2 separate regions of the Homo sapiens genome follow, and region 2 is linked to region 1. A link is an interaction called in ENCODE POLR2A ChIA-PET data of the cell type or tissue named here. Cell type or tissue: Panc1. All regions are shown on one strand. Each heading gives the region's core, and the rest is flanking DNA. Links, peaks and the distances in the headings are about the cores only.

What was found. ChIA-PET counts read pairs that join two places held together with the same protein. Peaks named below come from ENCODE experiments on the same cell type or tissue, not always from the same donor. Only the 100,000 strongest peaks of a DNase experiment are listed, where the experiment ranks them.
Region 2: POLR2A ChIA-PET joins it to region 1 with 7 read pairs; 2 of 35 experiments call an interaction of 5 or more read pairs at or near these places.

What each region holds. Positions count from the first base shown.
Region 1 is chr6:151,174,847-151,182,439 of GRCh38, forward strand. No RefSeq gene overlaps it. Among named protein-coding and RNA genes, the nearest start is that of AKAP12, 61 kb to the right of the region's middle. In Panc1, for the core only: no CTCF peak of the experiment used is centred there; no DNase peak of the experiment used is centred there; H3K27ac peaks cover 390 bases.
Region 2 is chr6:150,939,138-150,946,730 of GRCh38, forward strand. It overlaps MTHFD1L (methylenetetrahydrofolate dehydrogenase (NADP+ dependent) 1 like), which reads left to right. Exons shown (of 28, transcript NM_015440.5): 14 at 5,349-5,456; 15 at 6,330-6,404. It also overlaps the pseudogene RNU6-302P. Among named protein-coding and RNA genes, the nearest start is that of MTHFD1L, 77 kb to the left of the region's middle. In Panc1, for the core only: no CTCF peak of the experiment used is centred there; no DNase peak of the experiment used is centred there.

The DNA of each region.
Region 1 (7,593 bases), core at 1,947-5,946:
GGATTACAGGCGTGAGCCACCGCTCCCGGCCACTCCTGGTGGTTTTATGCTCTGTGTTACCTTTCAAAAATCCAAAATATTATGAATTCTGAAACAGTCCCCAAGGCTTTGGGCAAGAGATTATGTATCTGTAATATACTGAGCAGCAGCCAGGGATGCCAAAAATATAGAAATATGTGTGCTACAGCACAGGAACTCACAACCAAAGTTGAAATGGCAAGATATGTGCACAGGAAAAGCTTTAAACCTTTCAAATACACCATTAAGCCAATATGCATATAGTCCTAGTCTATATTGACGTGAATGGCTCTACAGCACTGCCTATGAATGTTTACTTAATATGCGAGTGCCCCAAATCATACAGAATCACGTTTGATGGATAGCGTCCTGACCTAAAATACAGAAGAGATGTGTCTGACCAGAGGGGAGGAAAAGATTCTTTTTTTTTTTTTTTTTTTTGAGACAGATGGAGTCTCGCCCTCTGGCCCAGGCTGGAGTGCAGTGGTGCAATCTCAGCTCAGCGCAACCTCTGCCTCCCGGGTTCAAGCGATTTTCCTCCCTCAGCCTCCCGAGTAGCTGGGATTACAGGTGGGTGCCACCACACCCGGCTAATTTTTGTAGTTTTAGTAGAGATGGGGTTTTGCCATGTTGGCCAGGATGATCAGGAGGAAAATATTCTTTATCATCCCTGTGTATTTGAGTCTTCTAGTGGCAAGCATCAGAAACCTGACTTCAAATGAATGAAGCAAAAAAGGAAACTCTTGGCTCCTGCTTGGATGAAGCCCCTGTGTTGATCACCACCACCCCCTCAGTCCCACTTTCTTCTCTGTTGTTTCTTTCTCTGTCAGGCACTTTCCACATCGTGGGAAAGATGGCCACTGCCGGTGCTCAGTCTCCAGTCCCTGCAGACTGCAATCCCAGGAGGGAAAAAAAAGAAAAGTCTCTTGCCCTGTATCCATCTCAGTCTCTCAGAATGACCCAGCCTGGCCTTGCCGGTGTCTTGGCCCCTAGCTGGTCTGATGACTGTACCTTGAGGGGATGGGGGACGCTGACCCACACGAGTCACATCTTGGTGGGAGGGAATGCAGGACTTTGTAATTGACAGCCATGCTCTAGTCACATGGAAAGGAGATGGGCGATTTCAAATCCAAAGGGTGCTGGGACAATTAAAAAAAAAAAAAAAAAGAGGGCCCTCTTTGCAGAAGTGGTCACAGGGTGAGAGCAGAGGATGACGACAGTCGAAAGGACCCCAGTTGCTCTTTGGTCACAGTGCTGACGTTCCTGCATATGCAATAGGCACGGCATTCACAGGAGAGCAGTGGCATAAGAAAGCTTTGGAAGTGCCTTGTGCTAAATTAGATGAGTCTTAAGAAGATGCTTAAAGGAAAGACGGGAAGTGCGTTGGTGGGAGGAATGGAAGAGAGTATCATAGGTAGGAGTGCAGCATTTATCTGCTTAAATGATTTTGCTCCTGGCTGAGTCTAAATAAGAATATTCTTGTGAGTAGTTTTTTTTTCCTTCTATACATGAGAAATTTCTGACTCCTTTCTGCATTGAGACAAACTTGTGAGGACAGGCTCATGTTTGATGGATGGAGCCCTGACCTAAAATACAGAAGAGATGTGCTTGACAAGGGAAAAAAAGAGATCAGTTATAATCCCTATGCATTAGATTTTTCCAGTTGCAAGCACTGGCAACCTGACTTAATATGAATTTAACAAAATTTATGCTGGGCGCAGTGGCTCATGCCTATAATCCCAGCACTTTGGGAGGCTGAGGCTGGTGGATCACCTGAGGTCAGGAGTTCGAGACCAACCTGACCAGCATGGTGAAACTCCATCTCTATGGAAAATACAAAAATTAGCCCGGTGTGGTAGTGCAGGCCTGTAATCCCTGCTACCCAGGAGACTGATGCAGAATTATCACTGGAACCCAGGAGGCAGAGGCTGAAGTGAACCAAGATCATGCCACTGCACTCCAGCCTGGGTGACAGAGCGAGACACTTTTGCAAATAATAATAATAATAATAATAATAAATCTGTTGGCTCTTTTGGAGAAATGTTAAGGAGCAGCAGACAACAATTTTATGACTGGGGCTGGTTCTATTATAATTCTGATATTATATATCAGAGTCTCCTACATTCAAGCTGCAATAACTTTCTAAACAGCTTGCTGAAAGTCACCCAGGGAATTATTTGTTGATGTTCCAGAAGAGGGAGATACAAAGGCAAAGGGATTGTTCCCGGAATTTTTCTGAGTAATTAAGTTACAGTTGCTATTTGCAAGTCACTGCAAAGGAAATCTTCCAGTAGATGCTACTTATTCAGCCATGTGTGCAAAACTAGATATTTCTTACATTAACATTGTAATTATATTTGGCATCATTTTTTGTTTTGCTTTAGATGGACAAAGATTAAGTCTTAAGTGTACAAGTCAGAGAAGGAGAAGACACATTTCTGATGCCTTTGAGTAATTCTGATCTGCTAAATTAGACACACAGCCTGGCATAGACCAACCCCAGTCCATTATCACAGACTGAAGACCAAAGAAAGGAATAAATGAAACCTGTAATGTGCTGAGCATTTTACATAAATCATCTTTGGAATTCTCACAATGCAAGGAAGATACCATTATCCCTATCTTAGCAGATAAAGAAAGCAAATCTCAGAGAGCTTTTACTCACTTTTCCAGGACCAGTCAGCTCTTAAGATGTAAAGCCAGGATTCTAGAACTGAATCATCTGATTTCAAAGCCTGAGCAAGGGGGAAGTGGTGCACGCCTGTAGTCCCAGCTACTAAAGAGGCTGAGGTGGGAGGATCCCTTAATCCTAGGAGTTTGAGTCCAGCCTGGGCAACATAGCAAGAACCAATCTCAAGAAAAAAATTAGCAATGCAAGACCATGAGCCCAGCTTCATACTGGTGGTATTTTTGGGGGATAATTAAGCTGTGTAACATGTAGCTTTTGATTTCCTTTTACAACTTCTCTCCTTAACACCTATAGATTTATTATCATCAAAATACAATGTAGTCTGGGCACAGCGGCTCACGCCTATAATCCCAGCACTCTGGGAGGCCGAGGCAGGTGGATCACCTGAGGTCAAGAGTTCGAGACCAGCCTGGCCAACATGGTGAAACCCTGTCTCTACCTGAAAATACAAAAATTAGTCAGGCATGGTGGCAGGCGCCTGTAATCCCAGCTACTCGGTAGGCTGAGGCATGAGAATCACTTGAACCAGGGAGGTGGAGATTGCAGTGAGCCAAGATCATGCCATTGCACTCCAGCCTGGGCGACAGAGCAAGACTCAGTCCCAAAGAAAAGGAAAAACATACAATGTAAAAAGCACAATCCAAGGAGCTGAAAACGCAAGAGAGAACTGCCTACCACCTTTGCTTGCCAGGAATTCACAGACTATTGGGAGAGAGAACACAAATATGAAACAATAAACAACCTATGGGTGGAATTGGGCTGAGCAACCAGGACCAGAAGCTTCTAGTGATGCCCCAATGCCCATTTCCCTTCTTCAGTAAGACAACCCTCCTGCCTCCTTCCACTAGATAAGACTGTAGCCATGTGGAACAGAGACTGTACTTATGGAATCCTTTATGGCAGTTTCATGTAAGTAAATTCTGTCTAGTGGGATGCAAGCAGAAAGGACAAGTGCAGTTTCTGACAGGGAGTCTTAAAGGAAAAGGACAATCCATTCCTCTTCCCTGCCTGTTAGAGCCTTGGCAGCCATCTTGAATCAGGAGGTGAGTTTGGAAGTGGAAGTCGCTCGTGGCAGAACTACCCATGGGAGAATCCCGGGGATCTGACTCTGAGGGGTGCAGCTCCTACCCTGGACTGCCCACCTCCATTCTTTTATGTGAAAGAGAAGTAAACTTCAATCTAACTTAAGCCATTGTTATTTTGGGTTTTTGTCATTGTAAGCAAGTTTAATCCTAACTATTAAAAAGGTACAGTTCTATAAGCACTCGCCACCTCCCCCAAATCCTACCAGGTGACCTTCATTCAGCAAGTGACTTAACCTTCCCCAGGGTGGCTGTGAGAACCCAGTGAGATCAACCCATGAGAGACCAGGAAAAAGCTCGCGGGGTTTTGAGTTGGCCTGTGTGATGCAGTGTGACTGGGGGAAACAAAGGAAGAAAACTAATACCCAGGACTCATCAATTCACAATTTCCTGAAGTGCTTCACGGTCAGCATGTGCAGAATAATTTCTAAAACTGTGTAGCCTTAGTCCCAGGGAGGCTGAGCTGGGAGGATCACCTGAGCCCAGGAGGTCGAGGCTGCAGTGAGCCGTGATCATGCCACTGCACTCCAGCCTGGATGACAGGGTGAGACCCTGTCTCAAAAATTTATTTATTTATTTGTTTGTTTATTTATTTATTTAATTAAATAAAACCATGTAGCACAGACATTAAGTTCTTTGTAGATTCAGAGCTGATAAAATTTGTGTGCTGCAGTAAATGATTAAAGGTTTGATGAGGGAGATGAAGTATGAGTGGGGTGTTAAGAAATGAATCCGATTTGGTATGCAAGTCATGACTCCTAACTACAAGTTATGGAAAATCAACCCTGTTTGGAAAAACAAAAAAAAAGTGGGTGGGGAGGAGGTTGGTGGTTGAATCATGTAATTAAAAAGGCAAGAAGTAAGCTCAGGGAAGGCTGGATGGAGACCAAATGATGTCATTAGGATGCGGTCTCAGCTCTGCTTTCCTGAGTTCATTGCATTTTCATAAGGCAAGGAGTGGTGTCTGGCAGCTGTGGATGTACATCCTATCAGCTCAGCAACCCAGGTGGAAAATACCTTCTTCCTTAGGGCTGCAGAGAAACCCTCAACCTACCTGACTCCCTGTGCCTCTGATTCTGCAGACCTGGGTCATGTTCCCACCCCTGGAGTGGATAGGGGCAGAAGAATGTAGCCTCAGCCCCATCCAAACTGCAAGAATTAAGAGTTCCAAAAGGGTGGTTTTCCAAAAGGAAAAGTGAGGTGCTATTGGCAGGAGAAGGGGAGTTGATGCTGGGAGGAATGTTATTCGAGTGTTATGGCAGAGGAGAGAAAAAGCAAAGAAAGAAAGTCTAGAATGAGTGGAATAACATGAGCTGAATGGAAGAGAAAACTCAAGTAGGCAAGACAAGTGCTGGCAAGGGACCACCTTCCTTTGTATTATTTCTCTCTCTCTCTCTCGTTTTTTTTTTTTTTTTTGAGCCGGAGTCTCACTCTGTCACCCAAGCTGGAGTGAAGTGGCGCAATATCGGCTCACTTTAACCTCTGCCTCCCGGGTTCAAGTGATTCTCCTGCCTCAACCTCCCGAGTAGCTAGGATTACCACATGGTGGGAGTAGCCACCATGCCCGGCTAATTTTTGTATTTTTTGTAGAGACGTGGTTTAATCATGTTGACCAGGCTGGTCTCGAACTCCTGACCTCAGGTGATCCACCCGCCTCGGCCTCCCAGAGTGCTGAGATGACAGGCATGAGCCCCGCCAGGGGATCCCCTTCTTCTTTGCTGCACTAGTTTGCTTGGACTCTCATAACAAAATAAGCGGCATCAACAACGGAAATTTATCGTGGAGACTGGAATTCTGGAGTTCCAAGTTTCCTCTGAGGCCGCTCTCCTTGGCTTGCAGATGGCCTCCCTCTTGCTGCCCTGCTCTGCTCATGTGTCCCCGGTATCACTTCCTCTTTTTTATAAGGACACCAGTCACATTGGATTAGGGCCCACCCATAGGACCGTATTTAATCTTGATTACCTCTACAAAGGCCCTATCTCTAACTATAGTAACAGTCTGAGGTACTGGGGATTAGGACTTCAACATGTGAATTAGGTGGGGGGACCCAGTTCAGCCCATGTCACTCACTGTTGTCCAAAGGGCAGTAATGAAATGCATGGATTGGGGATTTCTTATACATTTATAAAAAATGCAGTAGTTACAGCTGGATGGTGTGAGCAGCCAGTTCTCAGCAAATCTTCCTTATGATCCTTGTCAAAAGACAAAATTACAACAAATTTAGTTTAAAGATCTCTAGTGGCTTTATTTGCGATTCGAGAATCGTGCAACACTTCATTCCATAAAATAGAATGAGTGTTCTGATGAGCTGAGCAGAGAAGGGTGGATTTATAGGCAGAAAAAGTGCTGAAGAAAGCAGAAACAAAGAACAAAAAGCAGATTGGTCATTTCAAAGTTATTTCCCTTGTAAGGTGGGGACAGAACAATAGAAAAATTACTGACTGGGTATGATCAGTTTACTTCAGATTAAGGGTTAAAAGAGGGGCATTCATTATCATGCCGATCGAAGACAGAAACTGGCCTGGTTGGGAGGGAGATTGCCAGTTATCTCTCTCTCCTGATTTCTCAGAAGATCAGCTTGACAGTTTTAGTTTGGTGCCTGGGAACCTCAGCATTAGTGACATCATTTTGATCTTTAGTCTGGTCTGGTGGGGGCTTTTGCAGGAGCTCAGTCCAAAACAATGGACTCCGATAATTTTTTTTTTTTTTTTTTGAGACGGAGTCTTGCTCTCTCGCCCAGGCTGGAGTGCAATGGCAGGATCTGGACTCACTGTAACCTCCGCCTCCTGGGTTCAAGTGATTCTCCTGCCTCAGCTTCCCAAGTAGCTGGGATTACAGGCACCTGCCACCACACACAGCTAATTTCTATATTTTTAGTAGAGACGGGCTGGTCTCATGTTGGCCAGGCTCGTCTCAAACTCCCGACCTCAGGTGATCCACCTGCCTCGGCCTCCCAAAGTGCTGGGATTACAGGAGTGAGCCACCGCGCCCGGCCTGCTAATTTTTATATAACACTCTAAATCAGTGAAACCTGCCATCATGAAAATTAAATCCGTCTTCTAGAGAAACTAGGCTTCCAGAAAGCTCAGCCCACTGGAATGGCAGTGCATAGCCAAAACCAAGCAAATAAACAAAAGGAAGAATTGCAACCAAGGAACCCACAAATCAAAGGTGCAGTTACACAAAGGCTCTGCAACTTGTCAGTTATCTATGGGAAGGCCAGTGACACTCCAAGTAGCCAGCCTTATTGGGCAAAGCTAAGACATGTAGGGTCAGGATGGATGGAAGGCACATTGCCTAATGCAGTGTTCTGTTCTGTTCATAGCAGACACACAGGAAGCAGTGGCTAGATGAATTTATCAAAAATGAGCAGAAGGAAGAAGAAAGAATCTCTGTGGTATTGGTGAGTTGTTTGTTCTGACAATAGACATAGAGCAAAAAACTCCTGACTTCCAGGGCAGGGAGATGAGAGTGGAGAGGCAAAGGCCACTTGAGCTTTGATTCAGAAGCACTTGAAGCCTTAAGTATGAGATAAGTTACCTCCAGAATGTGTGTGTGGAAGGGAGGGGAGGTAAGAGGAGGGGCAAGCAACGTGTTACGTTCCTGGATCACCTAACCAAAAATAGAGACACTCCCCACCCCCAGCACTAGAGACACCCCCATCCCCAGCACTAGAGACATCCCCCACCCCCAGCACTAGAGACACCCCCCACCCCCAGCACTTTGGGAGGCCAAGACGGGAGGATTGTTTGAACCTAGGAGTTCAAGACCAGCCTGGGCAAGATGGTGAGATCCTGTCTCTAC
Region 2 (7,593 bases), core at 1,433-5,432, 240 kb before region 1:
GTGGGTCTGTGCCTCCCTTGATCATCTGCTGTACTGCCAAGTTCACGAAGACTTGACGCTTCCCCTCTGTCAATTCAGGCTCTAGTGCGTGCCTCGGCAGCATAGATACTAAAACTGGAATGACACAGAGAGGATTAGCATGGTCCCTGCACGAGGATGACACACAAATTTGTGAAGTGTCCCATTAAAAATAAAAGACCCCAAAATAAAAGAGTTCCAGAGGAAAATGGGCAAAAAGAACTGACGTTGTTAATTCTCACTTCTGTAAGAACTCCACCTTTGTTCCACATAACCTCTTTGTTGCCTGTAACTAACCAGTGACCAGCTCTTTTCAGTTTCACTCTCTGCATCAGCCTTATCATTCAGGGCCTGGACAATCTTCCAAAACCCAAATCTGAGCAGGTCACTTTCCTGTTCTGTCATTTCCGCCGTTGCCTGTCACCCTCCAGCACAGCACAGGAGGTCCTCGTGGGTGGCTGCTCCTGCTTCCCTGTCCACAAGTCCCCACCTGCCTTCTCTCTACTGCGTCAAGCTCCTTGCAGACTCTTTTTTTTTTTTTTTTTTTGAGACAGAGTTTTGCTTTGTTGCTCAGGCTGGAGTGCAGTGGCACAGTCTCGGCTCACTGCAACCTCTGCCTCCCAGGTTCAAGCAATTCTCATGCCTCAGCCTCCTGAGTAGCTGGGATTACAGGCAACTGCCATTGTGCCTGACTGATTTTTTGTATTTTAGTAGAGACGGGGTTTCACCATGTTGGCCAGGCTTGTCTGGAACTCGTGAGCTCAGACAATCCACTGGTCTCAGCCTCCCAAAGTGTTAGGATTACAGGCGTGAGCCACTGTGCCCAGCCCTTGCAGACTCTTTTCCTGTTCTCTCTTGGTTCCAGGATTTTCCCATGCCTGGAACATTCTTCCTTTTCTGTCCTCTTTACCCAGTTTAGTCAAGGTTTTTTGTCAAGGTTCTTCTCTACCCCACAGACTCCCTCTGTGTTTACGGCTATCTGGTTCAGTTGGCTGTGGCGAGTTGCGGGCCTTTCTTGAGGTCTCAGGTCCCAGCATTGAGCAGAGTGCCCAGCACATAGTAGGAACTCACTAGAAAGTACTTGTTGACTTTGTTAAAGGAATAGAAGTGTTTACCCATGGAGGTCTGAGTGTCAGGGAAGCTAAAGAGAAAATCTGTAGGAACTTCAAGTACTGGGAGTGGGGGTGAGAAAGAGTAGTCCAAGGCACTGCTGAAAAAAATCGTCCCAGGCCTCAGGTCAGAATGGGGATGGGTACCATTCATGAGCCAGCAAGACCCAGAACCAGGAGGCCAAATTAGAGGTGGTGTACAAGGGGCATACACAGGGGAATGGCTCGGGTTTAGCCAGCAAATTGGAAGGACATTGGTGTCCCGCTGGTTTAGGGCATCAGCTGCGTGGCTTGGAGGAGAGAGCTACTTTTATTTTATTTTATTTTATTTTTTGAGATGGAGTCTCGCTCTGTCACCCAGGCTGGAGTGCAATGGTGCAATCTCGGCTCGCTGCAACCTCTGCCTCCCAGGTTCAAGTGATTCTCCTGCCTCAGCCTCCCGAGAAGCTGGGATTACAGGCACCTGCCACCATGCCCAGCTAATTTTTATATTTTAATACAGATGGGGTTTCACCATGTTGGTCAGGCCGGTCTTGAACTCCTGACCTCAGGTGACCCACCCACCTCGGTCTTCAAAAGTGCTAGGATTACAGGCGTGAGCCACCGCGCCCAGCCAAGAAGACTACCTTATGAGGGTAGAGTGGGCCAGACACACTCAGGCAATTTGTTCCTTGAAGTTGAGTGCCTCCAGTCTTTTCTTCATCTGTATCCTCCCAGCTCTGAGCACCGTGCCTGACACTTGGTGGATGTTTGTTGACTGTGTGCCAGGCACAGACAATATGTACTGGACGGAACATAATAAATCACCATAGGGGAAAATGTTAGAATAAATTCCAGATGGGCTGAGGAATTGAAAGTGAAAACACTATGACTGGAAGGATGGGAAGGAGCCGGCCTTGTGAAGAATGAGGGAGAGCATTCAGCCAGTGGGAACTGCTGGTGGGAAAGTCCTGAGGCAGGAAAGGGTGTGGCCTGTTCAGGGAACTGGAGGACACCAGGGTGGCTGGAGCCCCGTGGGCCAGCGGGAGTTGGGGGGGTTGAGGTAGAGAAGTGTGCAGGCGCCAGCTCTGTCGAGCGATTGCAATTTGTAGCCAAGAACCTGGATTTTATTTGAAGTGCCAAGGTCAGCCATTGAAGGGATCTTGACAGATAACACAATGCAGATTGAGTTTTATTAAAATCACCCTGTCTTCTGTGTGATGAAAGGACCAGGGGCCTCTCAGTAGACACGATGAATCCAGGAGGAAGACTATGGAAGTAGCCTAGGGAAAGATGTCAGTGACTTGGCCCAGGATGGGGGCAGTGAGGATGGAAAAGAGGAAAAAACAGTTTAAGATTTGTTTGCTGATGTTTGCAGGATTAGATGTTGGGGGTTAGAAAAGAGGAGGATTCAAGGACGACATCCAGGGTACTGGCTTGAGCAACTCAGTAGACTCATTTGTTGAGGCAGAGAACAGGGGAGTGATGGTATGAGGTTTGAACTGTGTGGTGTGGGGTGTGGTGGAGGGTGGTAGTCAGAAGGAGGGAGTCAGTTTAGAGGCCTATGAAACATGCAGGTGGACATCAAGTAGACGGCTGGAAAGAAAAACTTACATTCCAGTTGTGAAATGGCCAAAGAGTTCAATAGAAACATCGAAAAAGAAATATTAACTAAATGCATATTCATCTTCACCAATAATCAAGTAAATAAATCTACATTAAAACCACTATCAGGCCGGGCACGGTGGCTCATGCCTGTAATCCCAGCACTTTGGGAGGCTGAGGCGAGTGGATCACCTGAGGTCAGGAGTTTGAGACCAGCCTGGCCAACATGGGGAAACCCTGTCTCTACTAAAAATACAAAAAGTAGCTGGGCGTGGTGGCAGGCGCCTGTAATCCCAGCTCCTTGGGAGGCGGAGGCAGGAGGATCACTCAAACCTGGGAGGCAGAGGTTGCAGTGAGCCGAGATCATGCCACTGCACTCCAGCCCAGGCAACAAGAGCGAGACTCCGTCTCCAAATAAATAAATAAATAAAAATAAAACCACTATCAGTTACCATTTTACTTGTCAAATTGACAAAATTGGATTTTTCAAAATAGTTATGATACCAAATTTTGGCAAAGAAATTGAAATGGACTCCCACACACTGCTGGAAAGTGTATGTTGATAAAAACACTTCAGGAAGAAGAGTAGAAATACATATTAAGTGTTTTACCGTGCATATCCTTTGGCCCAAATAAATTCATTTTTAGTGTACCCTAAGGAAAAAATGAATGTATGGGAATATAGATCATTTTAAATTAAATATACCCTCACATAGTTTATAACATTAAAAAATGGGGGGATAATAATAGGACATCAGGTTAACTGTATTTTGAAGAATCTTTAATGATGTAAAAATGCTTGCTATGTTGAGAGTGTAAGAGCTAAAGTATAAACTGTTACGATGTTATGATTCCAATATTTAAAAGTACAAATATATATTTATAAAATATATATACATATGTAATTTTTCATGTTTTCTCCAGTTAACATTATTTTATGTTATAAAGTAAAATTTTAACAAGAAAATATTTAACCTTCCAAGAAATTAAGGAAATGCAGCTTTAAAAAGAATAACACTTTCTCAACTATTAAATTATTTCTTAGTCTAAAAGTTACTTTATTTCTGAAGTAACTGATCTACTACTAGTGTTTTGCAGATGACACTTCATCTCTTTCAAAAAGCAATTTGGTGATATTATCAAGATCTCAAAGGCCGGATGTGGTGGCTCATGCCTGTAATCCCAGCACTTTGGGAGTCTGAGGTGGGCAGATCACAAGGTCAGGAGTTTGAGACCAGCCTGGCCAACATGGTGAAACCACATCTCTACTAAAAATACAAAAATTAACCAGGTGTGGTGGCAGGCGCCTATAGTCCCAGCTACTTGGGAGGCAGGAGAATCCCTTGAACCTGGGAGGCGGAGGTTGCATTGAGCTGAGATCATGCCACTGCACACCAGCCTAGGTGAAAGAGCGAAACTCCGTCTCAAAAAAAAATAAATAAAATAAAAATACTTCATCCCTTTCAAAAAGCAATTTGGTGATATTATCAAGATCCCAAGGGCTGGGCGTGGTGGCTCATGCCTGGAATCCTAGCACTTTGCGGGGCTGAAGCGAGAGGATCACTTGAGTCCAGGAATCTGAGACCAACCTGTGCAACATAGTGAGACTGTGTCTCTACAGAAAAAAAAAGAAAAAAAAGAAAAGAAAGAGAGCTCATTTAACCTAGTAACTACCTCCTGAAAATATATTACTCATTAGCAATTAATTTTTTTAATAAAAGGAAAAGCTATTTGTGTATATTCTTTATAACTGTGGCCTTTCTTGTAAAAGTGAACATTTGGTAGTAGCGTATATATCCAGCCTGAAACTTTTGGTACATCTACCGTATACAGCTTCTATAAACTATACAAAAGATTATTATAGAAAAAGTTTTGTGAAAAACGAAACTTGGAAGTTTGTAGGAAGATGATTCTACAAATGATAATCGAGTGTGCTCATGAGACTGGAAGGAAAATAACAGAATGAGTAGAGTCATGAGGGTAAAATACTCTATTTCTCCAAAGTTCTGTAATATTTCATATTATTTTATTGTTACTGTTTATTTTATGCCCTGCCTCACTCCAAAGTATATTTGATATGATACTGTTTTCTAGATAATAAAACAATGAATAAACGTAGTGAGTGACTATAAGGAGATTCATTATTAAATGCATCAGAATGTTTTGCCTTAACCTGAGGATGGAAGAATTTATGATCTGAGTAATTGCTCAAAGGTTCTTTGTTGTCACGTGGAAGGCTTTGACCTTGATTTTCTGATTTAGGCATTCCTATAGACTCAGCTCATTATAAGGATATGTAATTTGCATGCTATTTTATTTATTCAGTCCTTAAATTCCATAGTTGTTTAAAACAAATAGGAAGATGTCTTAGCCGAGCACAGTGGCCCAAGAGCTCATAACCAGCCTAGGCAACATAGCAAGACCCCCATCTCCACAGAAAATTCAAAAATTAGCCAGGCACAATGGTGTGCACCTATAGTCCCAGCCTACTCAGTAGGCTTAGGTGAGAGGATTGCTTGAGCCCAAGAGTTTGAGAATACAGTGAGCTATGATCATGCCACTGCACTCCAGCCTGGGCAACAAAGCGAGACCCTATTTCTGAAAATAAATAAATAGAAAGATATCTTATTTCTCTAGTTCAACCTTCACTTGACTGGAGACATCCACGCCATCACCGCTGCCAATAACTTGCTGGCTGCCGCCATCGACACGAGGATTCTTCATGAAAACACGCAAACAGATAAGGTGAGAAGGATGCCTTGCTAGCCATTTTGGGTATTGTATCCTGGAATTCCTGGATTCTTAAGGAGTTTGTGGAAAGAATTCTGGTGTCTGCAAACTCTGAAATGTTATTCAATTCAATTTTGTGATTTTTACATATGTCCCTGTTTCCCAAGGAGAAGGAGCCATCCTTTGATCAGATTCTCAAATGGGTTTATGAGCACTGCCAAGTTATTGGGAGAATTGTAGTATGTTGTAAAAGCCAAATATTCTCTAAGATGAGTCTTTAGTTTTAAAGATGGTAGGTAGACCAGTTCTCTTCATTCTGGTCATAGGTCCAATCTCTGATCTGTTCTAAGGGGATTGGACAGATGTCGTTTTAAGACTAATGTTATGTGGAGCTATTTTAGATGTGCTGAAAAGATGTCAGAGACCCTTATTGGGCTTCATGTGCTTGTAGGTTAAGAGTTAAACCACACCCCCAAAGGGGACAGCCCACCAGAAGCTAATTCCTCACAGATATAGGACATAGATAAAAGGGGTACCTTCTGGCACATTTTACAACAAGGGTCCTCACTTTCTTTAATTAAAGTAGTTCCTTAGTGAGTCTTTGCTACATAATCCAGATACATCTTCATATGGTAGTTGTAGCGATATAGATCAAGAAATATATTTATGCAAACTCTTTGCAATGTGTATTATTTCAGATCTTGTCAGTTTTATGAAAATGACAGAATTTAAGTCAACATTGTTTATATTAGCCCACAAATTTTAATAGGGTCTTTTATCTAAATAGTTCGGTTATAAATGCAATGAATTTTTGTCATATCCTGTGAATTGTCCAAGTTCATGGACAACTAACTTTTGTGTGGTCTCATTTTTGTTTTGTGTTTTTAGGCTCTGTATAATCGGCTGGTTCCTTTAGTGAATGGTGTCAGAGAATTTTCAGAAATTCAGCTTGCTCGGCTAAAAGTAAGTTTCCAGTTAGCAATTCTTTAAAAAGAAAATATCGTAGAAACGCATCAGAAAGATTGTCAAAGCCTGAAATTTTCAACTTGGTTTGATTTTGGTTTTCAGATATCCTTTTGGGTATTAAACTCTATAGAGACCGAACACTGGAGCAGAGAGAGCACAGTGTTGGAAGCCTGAACCCTGGTTCTACACGAAAGAGCCAGGTGGACAAATTAATTAACCTTTTTTGGTCTCAGTTTCTTCGTCTATGAAATGAGAGGACTGTTTTGCTAATTTATGAGTACTCTAGTCAACTGACAAGTTAGCTGGGCACAGGAGCACATACATACCTGTAGTCCGAGCTACTCATGATGCTGATGTGAGAGGTTTGCTTGAGCCAAGGAGTTCAAGGTTTATAGTGCACCATGATGGCCCCTGTGAATAGCCACTGCATGCCAGCCTGAGCAACACAGCAAGAGCCCATCTCTTAAAAAAAAATAACAAATTAGAATTTTTGGTGAGTCCTTCTCTTTCTAAAGTGAAATATTTTTATGAAATTTGTTAAATTTCTAGGAAATTATAGGATAACCTTTGAAAACTCATCTATCTCATTTGTGGTTTTCTGTTTTGTTTTGTTTTGTTTTTTGAGACAGAGTTTTACTCTTGTTGCCCAGGCTGGAGTGCAGTGGCATGATCTTGGCTCACTGCAACCTCTGCCTTCCTGGTTCAAGTGATTCTCCTGCCTCAGCCTCCCAAGTAGCTGTGATTACAGACACGCACCACCGCACCTGGCTAATTTTTGTATTTTCAGTACAGATGGGATTTCACCATGTTGGCCAGGCTGGTCTCAAACGCCTGACCTCAAGTGATCCATCCACCTTGGCCTCCCAAAGTGCTGGGATTACAGGTGTGAGCTACTGCGCCCAGCCTCATCTACGTTTTTGTTGCAGCAAACACTACAATTATACTTGCGTATGCCATCTTAATTCTTAAAACCTGTCTTATCTTTTTTCTGATGCCATTTGCTGCCTCTGGTCTTCTAATCATATTGCTTGCTACTAGCCCTGTTTCAGAGACTAAAAAATAACCCTAAATGGTATAACTTAACAACCTTACTGGTTGGTATTAAGTGGTTTTAAAAATTCACCTCCTGCCTCTTACTGAACCAAGTTCAGTGTGTTGAATTAGTGAGTAATTCCATCCTCGGCAG